Linked DNA regions of Mus musculus: region 2 is linked to region 1. The links are chromatin loops, found by intact Hi-C in ENCODE. Cell type or tissue: left cerebral cortex. All regions are shown on one strand.

Region 1 (8,000 bases):
TCTGGCCTGAGTGTGTGATACTCATGTAGTACTGATGTGTAGTGCTGACGTGTATTGACATGTAGTTCTGACATGTAGTATTGACATGGGATACTGACATGTAGTGTCGACATGTAATATTGATGTGTAGGCTGTAAAATCTACGTGGTCTCCGCTAGCTTCCCCTTTTTGTTTGTTGTTTTCTTTTACTTTTTTGAGTAAAGTTCTCTTGTAGCTCAGGCTGGCCCTCTCACTTGCTATGGAGCTAAGGCTTACCCTTAATTTTTGATCCTTCCGCCTTCACATCCCAAGTCCTGGGGTTATCACCACCACATCTGGTGTTTGTTTGTTTGTTTGTTTTCTCCTGTTTTTCTCAATTCAGTCTACGCACTGATCATTTCTCTGTCCTTCTCCCCCACCCCAGCCCCCACCCCATCAGCACTGGAATCCATGGGCAAATGACTGGACTCCAGGTTTAGGGAGCATTCAGTGTTCACAAACCATAATGTTAGCTGATCTGAGATTCAGAGGCTAGTAATTCCCTTAAGGATTGTCAAACCAGTTTGGGGTTCACAAAGTGCTTTGATGGAAGATACCTGCCTTTGAAGGCAAGTGCTTCTGGGAGGGAACGTGGTAGGGGATGGGGCTGCAGGCAACAGGAGGTGGGTACAGTGACTGAATGTGGGGATGCTGGCCCTGCGGTTTACATGTGTGTCCGGGATGCTTCAGCAGCCTCCAAGGCTAGCCCAAGGGATCACTGACGTGCCGCTTTCCCCAGATTCGCCCATGATTTATGCTTCTGAAAACATCTGAGGAAAAGTTAGACATCTTTACCTTTTTGCTTCAATTACTTCAGGCGAGATTCTCAAGGATGCTCTTTAATATAGTCTGCTTTCCTTTCGGTGAAGCCGTATCCCGTATCTGGTGGGCTATTCTAGCTTGTAAATACAGCCGACTTTGCGGGAGTCAGCTAGGCTTATGATGCTGTGCTGGTGTCCTGACCACTGGGGGATGCCTGAGCCCCAAGCCTTGTCAGAACTGTGTTGACCTCAGGAGCCCTGCTTGGGTTTGCTTTCTGCTGGACAGCTGGTCTGTGCTCTCAGAGGCCCGGCTGGGCCTTGGCTGGACTCTGTTTTATCTTGTTTCTCTCCGCTTTGTTCTGGAATTTTCTGTGCATTTTCCCCAATCCACAGATATGACTGTCATAGGGTATTGGCTTTCCAGTGTCTAGCACGGTATGTTGGCTACAGAGTTAGCTTGGTTGGGCCCCCTCTGTGCCTTGGAGGTCAGAATGGGCTCCTTAGCTAACAAGGGAGCTTTCCCATCTTCATCTTGCCAGGAGGACCGAGGCTCTATGGCGGTCTGGCTTGCTGTCCTATGGTCCTGCTCAAGACTGGAAGTCTTAGGCAAAGGAAACATTTTCCAGAGCATGGCTGAGAGGGACAGAACGTCTCAAGGAGATGGGCTGGGTTGGGCTGGGCTGGGCTGGGCTGGGCAGGCAGGGTTTTGGAAAGCCCCTGCTTGTTCTGGGAGCTGTTCAGAACCCTGAGGTTTCAGAAAGCCATGGCGGCTCGTCACAACTGTTGCTGCACTGAGGAGGAGGAATGGCCTGGTGCCTAATGCCTTGGGTTTAGAGGGAAAGGTGAAGCCCAGCCTTGCCAACCTGGAACCTGGGCTTCTGCTGGGCCTGGGGGAACACTGGACTTTGAAGAGGAATGGAGCCCTCAGGCCAGGGCCTCTGAATGGTGAGAGAGTGTTGCCATGATCAGCCATGACTCAGGTTTGGTGGGCAGTGGCCTTGACACAGCCATGAAGGCTTTGGGCCTGGTCTCTCAAAGACACCTCAGATGGAGCTGGTAGGGGAACCCCCATAGGTCCCATGAACAGAACATGCCAAAGTCTTTTGCAGTACAAGGAGAGGTCAGGGTTTTAATACGAGCCTTGGTCCAGGGCTTTGAAGTCAGGGAGGGTTTAGGCTTGAGGAAGGCCAGTGTCTCAATCTCTAGCAGCTTTTTCTTTCTTCTGCTCCGCTTTGCGCACAACCAGCATGCCCAGGGTCCAAGCAGCCCTGCTCTGTGACCGTGGCCTGTCACTTCTGAAGATTGTCTTCTCACCCATGAACTGGGGCGGAGCGCTGAGCCACTTTTGCGGCGGCTTTCAGAGAGCTTCCAGAGGGCTTGAAGAACAGGAAAATGCAGATAGATGTCCAGCCTACCGCTTCACTTTAAAAATAACGTTGTTTATCGTTACCGTGGGGTAGGGAACATGCTTGAGGGGTGGTGCACATACGTGGAGGTCTCTGCTTCCATGGTTAATAAGGGTCACAGGGATCGAGTGGAGGTCTCCAGGTTTAAAAGCAAGCACCTTTATCCACGGAGCCATCTTATAGATTTGGTAAGGTCACAGTGGGCCTAGGCAAGTTTCCCCAACACTCCTCGGGGTCCTTGACTTTAACTACAGACCCGTTCTTCTTGGTGTTGTGGAGGGCCTGCCGGGTAGGGCTCTAGCCTGGGCAAGCAAGTCCATTTAAGTTCTCCTAGGAGCCAGTGTAGGCACGTGCCGTTCCCATTTCCACAGCTCGAACGTATCGGGGCCCGACAGAAACCTCGACGCTTTCAGCACCCTGTAGCCCGCAAAAGAGACCCTGCGTCCTGCCCACCCTGGCTCCTGGCTGCCCCGATCCCTCTGGGGGGCTCTGGAGGAGAGAGAACTGGGTCTCCTAGGTGCGGTCGGTCCGTTCTCCCATGGCGCTGACGTTGCCCTGCGGCCCAGCTGGCTGCAGTTTTTCCGCAATAACAATATCCCGGGGAGGGAGGAGCGGCGGGTGAATGAGCGCCTTTGTCCCCGACCCTGTGAAGGCCGATTAATTATGCGCCTCGGAGCGCGGGAGCGCGGTCGTCAGGCCCCCTGCGCGCCCGCCCTGAAAAGCCGGGGCTTGGGAGCGCGGCCGCTGGCTCCGCGCGGACGCACAAAGGGCTGAGCATTAGCAGCCCGGCAATTACCCAGCGTTTTGGACGTGTCCTTGTCTCGTTGACACCGCGCCGCCCCTCCCCAGGCGGCTGCACTTTGAGGATTTGCAAGTCCTTTCTTGGTTGCTAAGGGCGACTAGGCAGAGGGGTTGGGAGCTTGGAGGGAGGGGGGACGCCAAGCCTGCCCTGTTGGAAGTGTCACGGGCCAAAGTGGGGGAGGGGCGAGTGGGTGTCACCCCTGGGGACCTGGACCTTAGGGCTCTGAACAGGCAGATAGATTCCTGAGCGTCACCCAGAGGAGTCCCTGACTTAGTCGGTGTGGAGTGTCCTTTAAGCATCACAGATACAGTTTTTAAAAACCTACCGTGGAATAGTGAAACAAAATGTATAAATTAAAGTTGCTTGAAAAGTATTGAAATTTATTAGTGTGTGTGTGTGTGTGTGTGTGTGTGACACACGCATGTCCTCTGTGTTTTTACCACAGTGCACATGTGGATGGAGGTCAGAGGACCACTTGTGGGAGTCAGTTTTTGCTTTCTACCATGTGGATCCTGGGAGACTAACCCCAGCTCCTCAGGCTCCGCAGCAACAGAAGGCTGATGACCCTTCTCGATGGCCCTTTATGGCACAGCTCCTCAGTGTGCCTTTTGCCACATCTATGCCCTGTGCCATCCACAGCACACTGACAGAACAATCCTCGGTCCAGAATGTTCCCTGAATCCTCCTACCAGCCCCAACCTTCCAGGCTCTGCTGTTGGTGACATATCCTCTAAGTTTCATGTGGCTTTGGATTGAAGACCCATGGAGTCCTGCAATGTGTGCTGCTTTATCTCAGATTTCTTACTGGAATCCATACAGTGTATATGCAGAGTTAGTTTCCTTTATTAAACAGTTTATCTGCAGACTAGGCACCTAAGTTGTGGCTGCTGTAAGAAGAGCTGCTGTGATCATTTTGTGTTACATATGTGATCATTTTGTATACATATTTTTACCTGTGTCCTTTGGGTAAATATCTAGATGTGGAGTTGCTGGGGAAGGCATTCCGTTGTAAGAAAGCAGGCTGGTAGCCAGGCATGGTGGTGCATGCCTTTAATCCCAGCACTTGGGAGGCAGAGGCAGTGAGCAGATTTCTGAGTTTGAGGCCAGTCTGGTCTACAGAGTGAGGTCCAGGACAGCCAGGGCTATACAGAGAAACCCTGTCTTGAAAAACCAAAGAGAGAGAGAGAGAGAGAGAGAGAGAGAGAGAGAGAGAGAAAGCAGGCTGGCTTTGTTTCTCAAGCACCTACACTCTGTGTGTCTCATAGCATAGGGGAAGTGTGTCTACATTCTAGTTACTCTGCATCTGTGTCAGCACTTGGCATTGTCAAAGGTTTTGAGTTCTGCTGTTCTAACTGCTGTGACGTGGAATTTCACTGCCTGAGCTCCAAGGACTGTGTGTGCGTTGTATATATGTACACATGTGTGTGCAAGTGTACACACACATATGAAATCCAGAGGAGGACATAAAGTGTCTTTCTATATCACTCTGTCTTATTCCTCTGAGATGGGGGTCTTTCACTGATGAAAGCTTGCCATTTGGTTCAGGCTGGACAGCCAGCAAGTGTGCTCTGGGGATCTTCCTGCCTCTGCCTTCCAACACTGGGGCTACAAGCACATGGGGTGAGCGCTAGGGATTCCAACTCAAGTCCCCGTGCTTGTTCCCAGAGCCTCATGCCCACTGAGCCATCCTCCAACTCGGGCGGCAGGATCTGGCTTGAGACTCTTAAAGTATTCTGTAAGTATTGCGATATATTTAAGAGGTGCAAAAAAAGAACTAATCAAAGCCCACGCAGCCCCTCCCTTCAGTGACCCCGCCCGCTACTCCTCACCCCCATCCTGCAGTGATGGATGCTAATTTTTCACCATCTGCAGAAAAATCCTGCCTGTACCCTGCTCCCTCACCCCCACAGTCAGGATCATTGTTCAAAGGTGGCTGGCTAGTGACACTTCCAAGTGTGGTTGTCCTTGCTGTTGCTGTTGTCTCTGTGTGTGGTACTGGGAATCAAACCCAGGACTTTGCTCACGCTTGGTAAGCAACCTTTCCCGAGCCTGGCCCTCCACGAGGGATCTTAGCCTCAGCTTCCTGTTTTGTTTGGCCCTCAGGGTGCAGAACTTCAATGGCACTCTGTCTGTGCCATTCTCCACAAACAACCTTACTTGTCTTATTGATTTATTCATTTATTTAAAGGAATGCCCGTTCATTCATTTACCACCCAGGACCTCCATCCCTAAGTTAAGGAACACATTCTTGGATGCTGGCTGAGTGACTTTTTCTATTGCTGATAAAACACCCTGACAGAAGCAACTTGAGGAGGAAAGGGTTTGTTCCAAGATCCAGTTTATTGTGGGAAGCTCCTGGAGGCAGGAGTATGAGGCGATTACTCGGCACTCACACCCTGGAAGCTCATGTTAGACAGCTTTCCCCCCTCCTTTCTTTCTTTCTGTCTTTCTTTTTTTTTTTTTTTTTTCTTTTTTTGAGACAGGGTTCCTCTGTGTAGCTTTGACTGTCCTGGAACTCACTCTTTAGACCACGCTGGCCTCGAACTCACAGAGATCCTCCTGCCTCAGTCTCCTGAGTGCTGGGATTAAAGGCGTGTGCCACCACTAATCCACTTTAACTTTCCCCTTTTTAGGCTATCCAAGATCCAAGCAGAGTGAATAGTGTCACCCACTTTTAGGATAGGTCTTCCCACCTCAGCTAACCTAGTTAAGATAATTCCTCATAGGCATGCCTAGAAACCAGGAGGCAGAGGCCATGGAAGGATGCTGCTTACTGGCTTGCTCAACATGGCTTGCTTTGTCTGCTTTCTTATAGAATCCAAGACCACCAGCCTAGGGATGGCACCACCCACAATGGGGTGGGCCCTCCCTGATTAGTTACTAATTAAGAAAATGTTCTACAGCTGGATCTCATGGAGGCATTCTTCTCTCTCCTCTGATGATGCTAGCTTGTGTCAAGTTGACACACACAAGGAGGCAGAACAACTACCCTGTTGGGTGTGCTTTTGGTTAATTATGCGACCACCCTGTTTTATTTTACCCCATCATCTCATTCCTGTTGTTATTGTTATCGTTTTCCCAGATGAAGTTTCTCAGTGGCTTTTTCAGACACACATGACTGGCCCAGAACTCATTCTATAGATGAGGCTGGCTCAGAGATCCATCTACCTCTGCTTCTAGAGTGCTGAGATTAAAAGTGTGTGCTGGGTGCTACCACTTCCAGGCTTCACTCCATTTCTAAAGTAGATAAAAGAGAAAGGCAAGCTAAAGAGATGCCTAGAAATGAGCTGTTCTCTAAGAAGCCACCCAGGATGGAGGTGTGCCTGCCCCCCCCCCACTCCCCCCACTTCATAGAGCACTGTGTGCACCATATCCTTCAGTTGAGGAAGTAGAGCAACTAGGAGCCAGAGTTAGAGACAGTTACAAGCTGCCCAGTGTTGGTGCTGGGAACCTAACTCTGCTCTCAGGCCCTCTTCTCTCTTCTCTAGACTTGTAAAAGTCTGCCACGGTAAGTGTTGATAGGCACCAGGTTGGGCTGGGAGATGACTCAGTGGGTAAAGGCGGCTGCTGCCAAACCTGGTGATCAGGGTTTGATCCCTCGGATGCACAAGAAGGAAAGAGCTAGCTCCTGAAAGTTGTTCTCTCTTTACACACCATAAACACATACACACACACACACACACACACACACACACACACACACACACGGAATAAATAAGTAAATGTAATTGAAAAAAAAAACCAACAACAACCTAGAGATAGTTTTTCCCTCACTGTGGTTTCAATATGATTTAGGGAGAATAATAAAAACTAGAATTAGATATAATGAGGTATAATTAGCTAGTCCCAGCACCCTGGAAGCAGAAGCAGGCAGGATCTCTGTAAGTTCAAGACCAGCCAGATCTATGTAAGGAGTTCCAGGCCATCCATAGTAAAACCTTGTCTCAAAAAACAAAACAAAATGAAGAAAAAAGAAGAAGGAGGAAGGAAAAAAAAAGCGGGAGAAGGAGAAGGAGAAGGAGAGGGAGAGGGAGAGGGAGAGGGAGAGGGAGAGGGAGAGGAGAATAGATATAATTAAATGAGATTTGTAGTTCCTAGAAGGGAGAGAGATCAGCAGGAGGTAGTCAGAGAGGACTCCCTGGAGGAGGCGAAGGCCAGGATTGAATAGCATGAGAATTCTAGGACAAGCCCTCTGAAAGAGATCCCCATGGGTATCAGGGTGGTCCCCCGACTAGCGGTTCTGACTGTGAGCTGTGCAGTGCTCCAAGTGCTGGCTACAGTAGTCTGTGACTTGTTTCAGATTTATGTCTCCAGGAAGGCCAACAGGTCATAGACGGTTTTCCCACGGAGTCCTCAGGGGCCAGCCTGATGTGACGATTCACAAAGGAGATTCCTGGGTGTTCAGCCATCTTATCCCTCCCTCCAGATGCACCTACAGGAGACATTTGCCACTCTTGTGTAACAGTGTTGTTAGTACTCAGAGACTCGGATCCATATTCTTTTCTTGAGAGGACTGTCACTGAAGACAAGAGTAGTCACTCACCTCTAAAGCACTGTGGGGAGGCTGGAAGGTGATTAGTGATGGACTGAAACAAACAAACAAACAAACAACCCAGCATTTCTTTGCAGTATTGTGTGTGTGGGAGCACACATGTGTGTTCGTGTATGTGTGTGCCCGTGCATGAACTCATGTGTGCATTCATGCATCTGTGTGTGTGTATCTGTCTGTCTACATACCACATCACATATGTGAAGGAGAGAACAACGTTGGGTGTAAGCTTCACTTCTGCCTTGCTTCAGGCGGTGTCTCTCGTTCACTGCACGCACCAGGCTCCCTGGTCTTCGCTGTGTGCTGTGGTATTGCCCCCCCCCCGCCCCCCCGCCCCCCCCGCCCCCCCCCCCACCGGCGCAAGAGTCATCCTCCAAGACGGTGGGATGTTGACCTGAGGTGGAAAACACTGGCACGTTGGCTTTTGTGGGACTGTTTCTAATGAGGAGAGATATTTAGACCTG
Region 2 (8,000 bases), 210 kb after region 1:
CCTGGAAGACATTTCAGGTGGCTCCATGACACTAGGAAGCACACGTGGGGGGGAGGGGGGGAACACAGAGTGACCATTCAGCTGAGCCTCAGAATGTCACTGTTTCCCATTGCACCAAGGGGTGGGGGAAGATCTTTGAGCCTCATAGTGAACTTCCATATAATGGGCTAGCAGGAGGCCTTCCCTGTGCTCAAAGCTAGAGAGTAAACAAACAGGGGCGGGGGGGGGGGTAAGAGGGGGCTGTCCAAGGCCTCAGCGCTCTGCAATTTCCTTATAGCCCTCTTTTTCCAGACTGCTCAACTCCCACAGGCCCCAGGACCTGACCTGCACACCACTCCAGGAAGACCATGCCTCTGCATGGCTGTGTTAGTCTATTTTGCAAGCCTGGGCCACTGCTGTAGCTATGCACTCCAATGGCCCCAAATGGCCTGCTCCCTGGTTCTTCATCAGGTCCTCCAGGAACTGAGCGTAGCCCTGGATCCCACTGACCTCCAGCCGCCCAGCAAAACTTGTGACCTGGTTTGACAGAGTTGCATCTCACCCTCCAGCACCCAGCTTGTCTGGTTCTTCTCTACAAACAAGGCTAACTTCTGGAAGCCAGAGTTGCATCTTATTATCCATTTGACAAACACAATAAATAGCTCTGATGTGCTATATGCCTTGTAAGACGCTGGGGACTCAGCGATTGAGCAACAGTGTTCAGTTCTAATCAGACTGAATAGGAAGCTGGAGTGACAGAAGGCTAGAGTCATCGGCAGAGAACTCAAAGACTGGGTGCAGGCCAAAGACCATCCAGTCAGACCCAGCCACACCAAAACATGGGATGGCATCACTTCCAAAGGTCACATCAATAAGCTGCAGAGCCAGGAGAATCCCAGAACTACAGGGACCCGAAACCAAGTTGAATGTTCCCCCTGAGCACTGTATCCTCTGCCAGGCTGGCCTTGGAAAGCCAGTCTCAGCCTCCAAATACCTACTGGTGACAAAGGCAGGCCTCTGGGAGCTGTGTCCCACTCTATCTGGAGGCCACACACTGAGGATAATAAGCTGGGGTCACATTCACGGTGTCAAATCTGAAGCCAAAATTTGCACTTCCCTTCTACACCCAGAAAGGGTGAGATCTGGAAATTTGAGGATAGTCTCTTAACGGGCGGTGACTTCTGGGACACTCACACACACACCCCTGAGAAGCATGAGGCCCCCTCTGTTGCCCAAACCATAACCCTAGAATCTGATCCTGACATACCCTCCCCCCACACTCCACCATCAGTTCAGTCCCAACTGGCGGTTCTCAACCTGTGGGTCGAGATCCCTTCGAGGGGGTCACATGTCAGATATTGACATTATGATTCTTAACAGTAGCAAGATGACAGTTATGAAGTAGCAATGAAATAATCTTATGGCTGGGGATCACCACACACGAGGAACTGTATCAAAGGATTGCAGCATCCTTTAATACACTAAGAACCGCTGCTCCCAACATCAGTGAGAAGCAGGGCTCCCTGACTGAGTCCTTCGGCTCCAGGATCCCCAGAGGCTGGGTCTAGACAGAACTCCACAGCACCTGCTAAGAGGAGTGACAGGGTCCAAAGAGAAGAACAGGTGGGTGTCAGCTGACATTTCTCAGGAGATGGGGCTGTATTTTCAGCTTCCGGCACTAGGTGCTCACAGTCAAGATTCCCATCCAAGGTCTAGAGAGATGGCTCAGCAGTTAAGAGCACTGACTGCTCTTGCAGAGGTCCTGAGTTCAATTCCCAGCAACCACATGGTAGCTCACAAACATCTATAAGGGGATCCGATGCCCTCTTCTGGTGTGTCTAAAGACAGTGCACTCATATACATAAAATAAATAGATAAATCTTTTTAAAAAAATATTCCCATCCAAGAGTTGCTAAGAGAGTGTGGGGCGGAGGGCACATCTCAGATGGCAGTTCTGCTCCATTTCACAATAGCACAGCGATAGCCCAGCCCCAACCAGTCTGAGACTGTTTTGTTTGGCCTGCAGCATGTTAGACATGAATCTTGTTGCCAACATGTAACCCTAGGAGAGATCACGTCAAAAATCCAGATTTGAAATGAGAAGAATGGCTTCCCACTCCCTCACTCTCCAAGGACGAAGCCTCCGTCCCGACCACTCCTCACTGGCACGCCCCTCCCCAACATGCCTACCTACGGAAGACCCTTTATTTCCTGCCATCTGCCCTGGCTCTCTTTTCAAGCCCTCCCGGGGGGTTTGGAATTTGTGAATTCTCATTTTAGAGTCTAAGACTGATTTTGTCCGTGGAAAGTGTGATCTGTAAATTCTGTGGCCCACTCTCTCCCATGGGGTGGGGGAGTGGGCAGCATTCGAGTGGGGAGCTGTGAGGAAGGCAAGCTAGGCTGGGGAAGCGCCTTACGACTGTGACTTAGTGCAGAAGGCAAAGAGAGATGCTTAGCCAGACTGTGAGAGGGCAGTCCTGGGAAAGACGTGCAAGGGAGGTCGGAGACGATCCCTGGGAGGGTGGTAAGGTGGAGTTGGGGCCTCAACATGAGGGGCCGACTTTTTAGATTCTAAAGTGGGCTGATTCCTGGAGCACAGGATTGCCCTTCAGCCATTTTCCCTACCCCACACTCAAAGCTGCCTTCATCCCTGTGCATAGAAAGGAGAAGAGCAGTCAAAGCCTAGGCCAGGCCTCAAAGACTTCAAAACAGAAAGACCCAAAGGCTCCATCCCCACACCGTACATCTACTTCCCTGTTAACACGAGAATCTTTGGCTTGACATCGTCCGCCATCATGGTTTAACAAAATCTCCTTGGAGAACAACCCAAGATGGAGATCATTCAGACCATCTTCCTGCCAACTGGGACAGAACAGTCATGATTTGGTGTGAGAAAGACTAGAAGAAGGTGTCATGTCTCCGAGAGGGAGAGCTGGCTTCCTCAGGCTTTGATGTCACTATCCTAGCTCACCACTACTATTCCTACTAGGCCATTTTGAAATGGCAAGAAAGGATCTACCATGAGTTGGGCCTCTGCGCACTGTGGGCTCAAGTACCCGGGGTCATCCCCAGCAGCGGAAGGGCTCTACCCAGAGTCACTTCCTCTCCTGCCCGATCGACTGCCTTGTGTTAGTTGTGGCAGTCGATGGGATGGAGTGAAGGACCATAGAGACCCCAGGCTCTTGTGCAGCCCAACAGGGGGCTCCTCTTTGCATCTGGTTGACTCCTGACCCCTCCCTCCCTCCCCGGCTCATTTCCTTTCCCCCTGAAATTCTAGAGCTGGAGATCTCTGCTTCCTCAGTGCCATCCAACAAGCCCTCAGAGCACCCTTTCCCTACAGCAACGAAAACAGTGACAATCGTCAGATTAACCCGCGCAGAGAGGAGCCCTGCACAGTCATCTGCCTTCAACTTTTTATCATTCTGGTCCTGGACTGCCCAGAGCTCATGCTCTTTTTGCCCTAAAGCCAAGCATCCTCCCCTTTAGCCCCTGCTCTCGCCCTCCTTGCCCTCCCTTAAGCTACCTCCTCCAGGCCCTTTAACCGCCAACAGCCTACTCTCCCAACTTTGATTTATGACGACCAGAGGGATAGTGAAGCTAGCGTCACCTCACCCCCAACACCATTTTAAAATCATTCAACATTCTGGGCAGAACTTTTCTATTGAAAGGCCAACACAAACCTACACAGTCCCACAGGAAGTTGCAAACAGACACACACCCTTACAACCAGAGATAACAGTGAGGGCTCAGCTCTCCTCACACCCGCTGCCCACCCTCACATTCTGGGCACTTTGGGCACATGCCCCAACAGCCTGCCCTGCCCTGTGAGCCATTTGGGCCTTCTTTTGAGGAAAAACACTCGGCTCCCAAGAAGGTTCCTGACAGGGCTGTTTTTTTCCAGAGCCGCTGGATAAATTGCTTTTGTGCAAAAATAAACACAAGTGAACTGCATTAGGCGAGCGAGTGACACATTAGTTACAGATGCAGGGCCTGTCAGAACATTGAGGGAACAGCTTTTATTGGGGAAAGGCTGAGAGACTCATAAATAACCGGTTGGCAATCTCACATAAACATTTGTGCGTTCACATAAACACCGCCTACCACAAACGGGGCCTGGCTGCCAGCAGGCCTTGGAAGAGCCCTTTCTGCCTGTCCTCGGAGAATAAGGACGAGTCTGGAGGAGGAGAAGGGTCACAAACCCCCTTTCTCCCATAGTTCCCTGCTTCTTGGACCCACACCCTGTGCTCTGTGGGGTGGAGGGAGAGATCCAAGTTCTAAATTCTAAGAGTCTGCCAGAGAAAGAGGGTCAGTGCCCAGCCCCGATGGAACAACTGCTCCATTTTCCTGCCCCCACAGAAAGCTCGCATTAACCAGCCCAGAAAGGAGAGAATAGGGGATGTTGTGGCACTGGGGGGCTGGCCTGCTGAATAAAGCCAAGGGAAAGGCTTGAAATGAGCTTGGAAATCCTTCTCAATACAACCCCACTGGTTCCCATCAGAATTTCTGAGAAAGTGGGATGAAGCCAGCATCCCCCTCAGCCCCACAGACGGAGTCTACAAAGGATGGCACCAGCCTCATTCCATCCCAAGATGCAGGGTGCCTGGGCTTCCTCCCGTTGGCTCTTGAGAATGTCCTTACATTGGCCCTGAACCTCTGAGACCCACACTTCAGACAACATCTGTTCGAGGCCACAAAGAAGGGCAAGGCAGGCCGTGTGGATTTGACCAACCGGGCCATTCTTGCCGCTGTCCTTTCTGTGCCAAGTCTGGTCCCCTCACACTCCACCCATTTCCCAAGCAAAAGCCCTCTGAAAAGGCCCTGATGCCCTTATTTGCACTGAGGTGAACTGTGGCCTTCATTTGACACCATCTCCCTCCCAAGTGGATAAAGCACGAAAGAGCAAGACTGTGTCAGCAGCTAGCGCTCAAACTTTTTGTCAAGTTTTTAAACCAGCTAAAAGGGGAAATAAGAATTTGGGATTTTTCTTTCCCCCTCCCACCCTATTTTGGGGTTCTTTTAGGAAAAAAAGAGTATACAGACAAAAGAGACCGGCCATGTGCCTCGAGATCTCTCACAACAAAGACTGGCCCCAGCGCCAACCAGGAGTCACTGCGCTCTGCCACATGACAGAACAAGACTCTTCAGATTGAGTGCCTTCCTCTTCTGTCCGCTGTGTCCTTTCATCTAACCCCATTCTTCCTTCAGCATGGCTTCCCTCTCTGCCCTCCACGGACCTCCGTGGTCTAGTCCATCTGAATTCCATACCCATCTTGATCCCAATGTTAGACTTCCCATTTTGAGACGACCTTCTTCTTCTGCAGGTCCACACCCAACCCATCTATCCAGACACCTTGAAAACTGCCTTCTCCTAGAGCCTCTCTCTCTCTCTCTCTCTCTCTCTCTCTCTCTCTCTCTCTCCCTCTCTCTCTCTCTCTCTCTCAGACACACACACACACACACACACACACACACACACACACACACACACACACCGTGAATGCCTGAATGTCTTATTCATAACTTTCCTTCCGGCCCTGGGTTGGTTGTGTACACAAGTATCCCCTTCTATCCTTTGCAGAGATCTGAGAGATCCCTCTCTCAGGCATCCCTTCCTCCAAAACACTCATCCAGTGCCTAGAAAATGGCACTCGTACTGAATCGGTGCTGGAAGACGGTGATACAGTCAGGACGGACATGGTGGGATGAAGCGGGGAGGGACATGTGGCCATGATGGAAACCTTCTCCTAGGCAACAGCCTCTTTGGGGCTTTCATTTTGTAGCTGAGTAACTCTGCTTTTGAAGGAACATTAAGCTGCCAGGCAGGTGCCAACGGCCAAGCACGCTGGCTCTATTGACCAAGGCTCCGCCATCTAGGCTCTTTCTTCCTGTGAACAAACATAACGCTCTCTGGGAAGATAGAAAGCGCAGCCCTAGATGGGTTTGTGAAAGGTTCTTTAACCAAGACAGCCCTGGGGAGGGAACACAGTGCAGCCATAATTTACTGTGCTCAATATTTTCACTTCCAATCTTATTTTTTTATAGACCCGACTTCATAGGCTGCAGCTTAAACCCAGATGGAAAGCATTCTGGTTTTATAATAAGAGCTAGATTATGGTAGGCCCACCCTGCTGCTTTGTGCCTGTGAATGAATAAATGCACATGATCGTGGCCATAGGTGGGGCTGGGAGATGCCTTCATTATACGTGTATGCTTGGGCCTAACAATTCTACACTCATCTCTTTTTCCTCATGGCCACATCCTCTGGATGCTCCCAGGGGAGGACGTGATGACCATGATGGTGGACAAGAAGAAGAAAGGACAGAGAAGCTATGAACTGTGCTCTGATTCCTCCTGCGTTGGCTCTTCTTTGAGTCTTCAATGTACCAGGGCATACTGGGCAGGAACGAGGGGGACACACAGTATTGTCTACACTATGATGATGTAGTGTGCCTTGCTCTTTATAGGGCGCTCAGGATCTGGGGTGGTTAGGAAATATCTTCTAACTCCTTCTAATGTTGCCTGAGGTACTTCCCTCATTCTGTAGCACAGAGTCGCATCTCAATGAACATTTTTAAAATCGTGGTGGAGGAGGAGCTGGGAGACAGCTCAGTGGGTGGAGTGCTAGCTTCGCAAGCACAAGGACTGGACTCCAATACAGAAGCTGTGCTTGGTGATATAGAGGCAGGGACAGGAAGATCCCCGGGGAAATGGCATGCTCTCCAGATGGCCAAGCCTGTTCCAGGTCAATGAGAAACCAGTCTCAAAAATAAGAAAAGGCAGATGGTGTCTAATGAATGAAACCTAAGGTTTCTGTACACCCCTGCCACATGAACACAGACATGCTCACACAAAACAACATGATTGAATCACATACACACAGGTATGCTCACAACATGGTTGAACCTGTGCTTTTTAGAGTCTAGGGTGACAAGGTTTTGTTGAACCATCCTTATTTAAGGAGAACAGAAAAGGAAAAATATTTGAAGGGGAAGAAGGAAGGGAGGCACATCGGAAGGTGCAAGGACCGTTGCTCAGGCCAGGGCCAAGAGGCAGACCCCACAGAAGATGGCCTAGTCCAACAGGAGTGTCTTGGCCCAAGGTGTGGCCCACACACATCCATAAACTCCACGAGAACAGGCTGAGGCCAGCCTCACTGCTGGCAAGCATCAAGGCCTAATAGCCCAGGCGGGCAGCTCGAAGACATGCCTTAGCAGCCGCTCTCCCTACCCTCCCCAGGGAGAGTTTTCATCAGAGTTCATGAAGCCTTGGGAGTGTATATCACTAGGGACTTAGGCTCATGGGGGGGTCAGTGGAAAGTGACCTGAGGACTAAACCCACTTCTGAGGACCTTGCCCTTATGGAGGGACTCCTGTGTGGCATGAATACCCAGGAGAGGCTGAGAGACCATTGCTGAGGGCCTCCGTGCATGAGGACCTCTTGGGAGCTCTGTGGGAGGCTGGCTGCCGGTGGCTTGGCAGAATTGGTTTGTTTGGTTTTCATTGTAGACATTTCTACATTGCACAGTCATGGTGGTAAAATTCTTAGGAGCTGTCCTTGGGGGATCTTTGAGGGTACCCAGACCAGAGTAGGTGAAAAGCTGTGCTGAGAAAGCCCTCTTAGACTGGCTATGTCAACCATTCGTGTCTGCTGTACTGAAATCACCACAGCACCAAGGGAGCCATGATCAGCTTCAGGTCGCAGAGAACTTTGGGAAGACGGTGCCCACCACTTGACCTACTTGAGAAATCTGGCCCAAGGGACCCAGGAGCAACATTTCAGAAATGGTTCTTACAATGTATAGTTGCCCGACTCCCTTCTTTGGAGGAAATGCATCCCTGCCCCACACACACATAGAATCTAGGACTGACACAAACACTCTGGAAAACCAATTTGAGCCTTAGTTCTCCACCCTTGGACTGTCCAGTCCTGAGAATCAACATATGCCCTTTTGATTCAAGCTTGTTTGAATTGGTCTTTGGTCACTCATAGCTAAAAATGTCCGTAGCTAAAATTTATACGTG

The links. A loop is a pair of places that touch in the nucleus more often than their neighbours do. Peaks named below come from ENCODE experiments on the same cell type or tissue, not always from the same donor. Only the 100,000 strongest peaks of a DNase experiment are listed, where the experiment ranks them.
Region 2: a loop joins it to region 1, with 20 times the contacts of the local background. A loop is called at or near these places in 1 of 42 quality-filtered maps.

The regions. Positions count from the first base shown.
Region 1 is chr17:84,091,597-84,099,596 of GRCm38, reverse strand. No RefSeq gene overlaps it. Among named protein-coding and RNA genes, the nearest start is that of Gm35551, 12 kb to the right of the region's middle. In left cerebral cortex, no CTCF peak of the experiment used is centred here; DNase peaks (open chromatin) are centred at 2,897 and 4,250; H3K4me3 peaks cover 698 bases; H3K27ac peaks cover 2,482 bases.
Region 2 is chr17:83,886,049-83,894,048 of GRCm38, reverse strand. No RefSeq gene overlaps it. Among named protein-coding and RNA genes, the nearest start is that of Gm35125, 15 kb to the right of the region's middle. In left cerebral cortex, no CTCF peak of the experiment used is centred here; DNase peaks (open chromatin) are centred at 4,245 and 6,593; H3K27ac peaks cover 1,621 bases.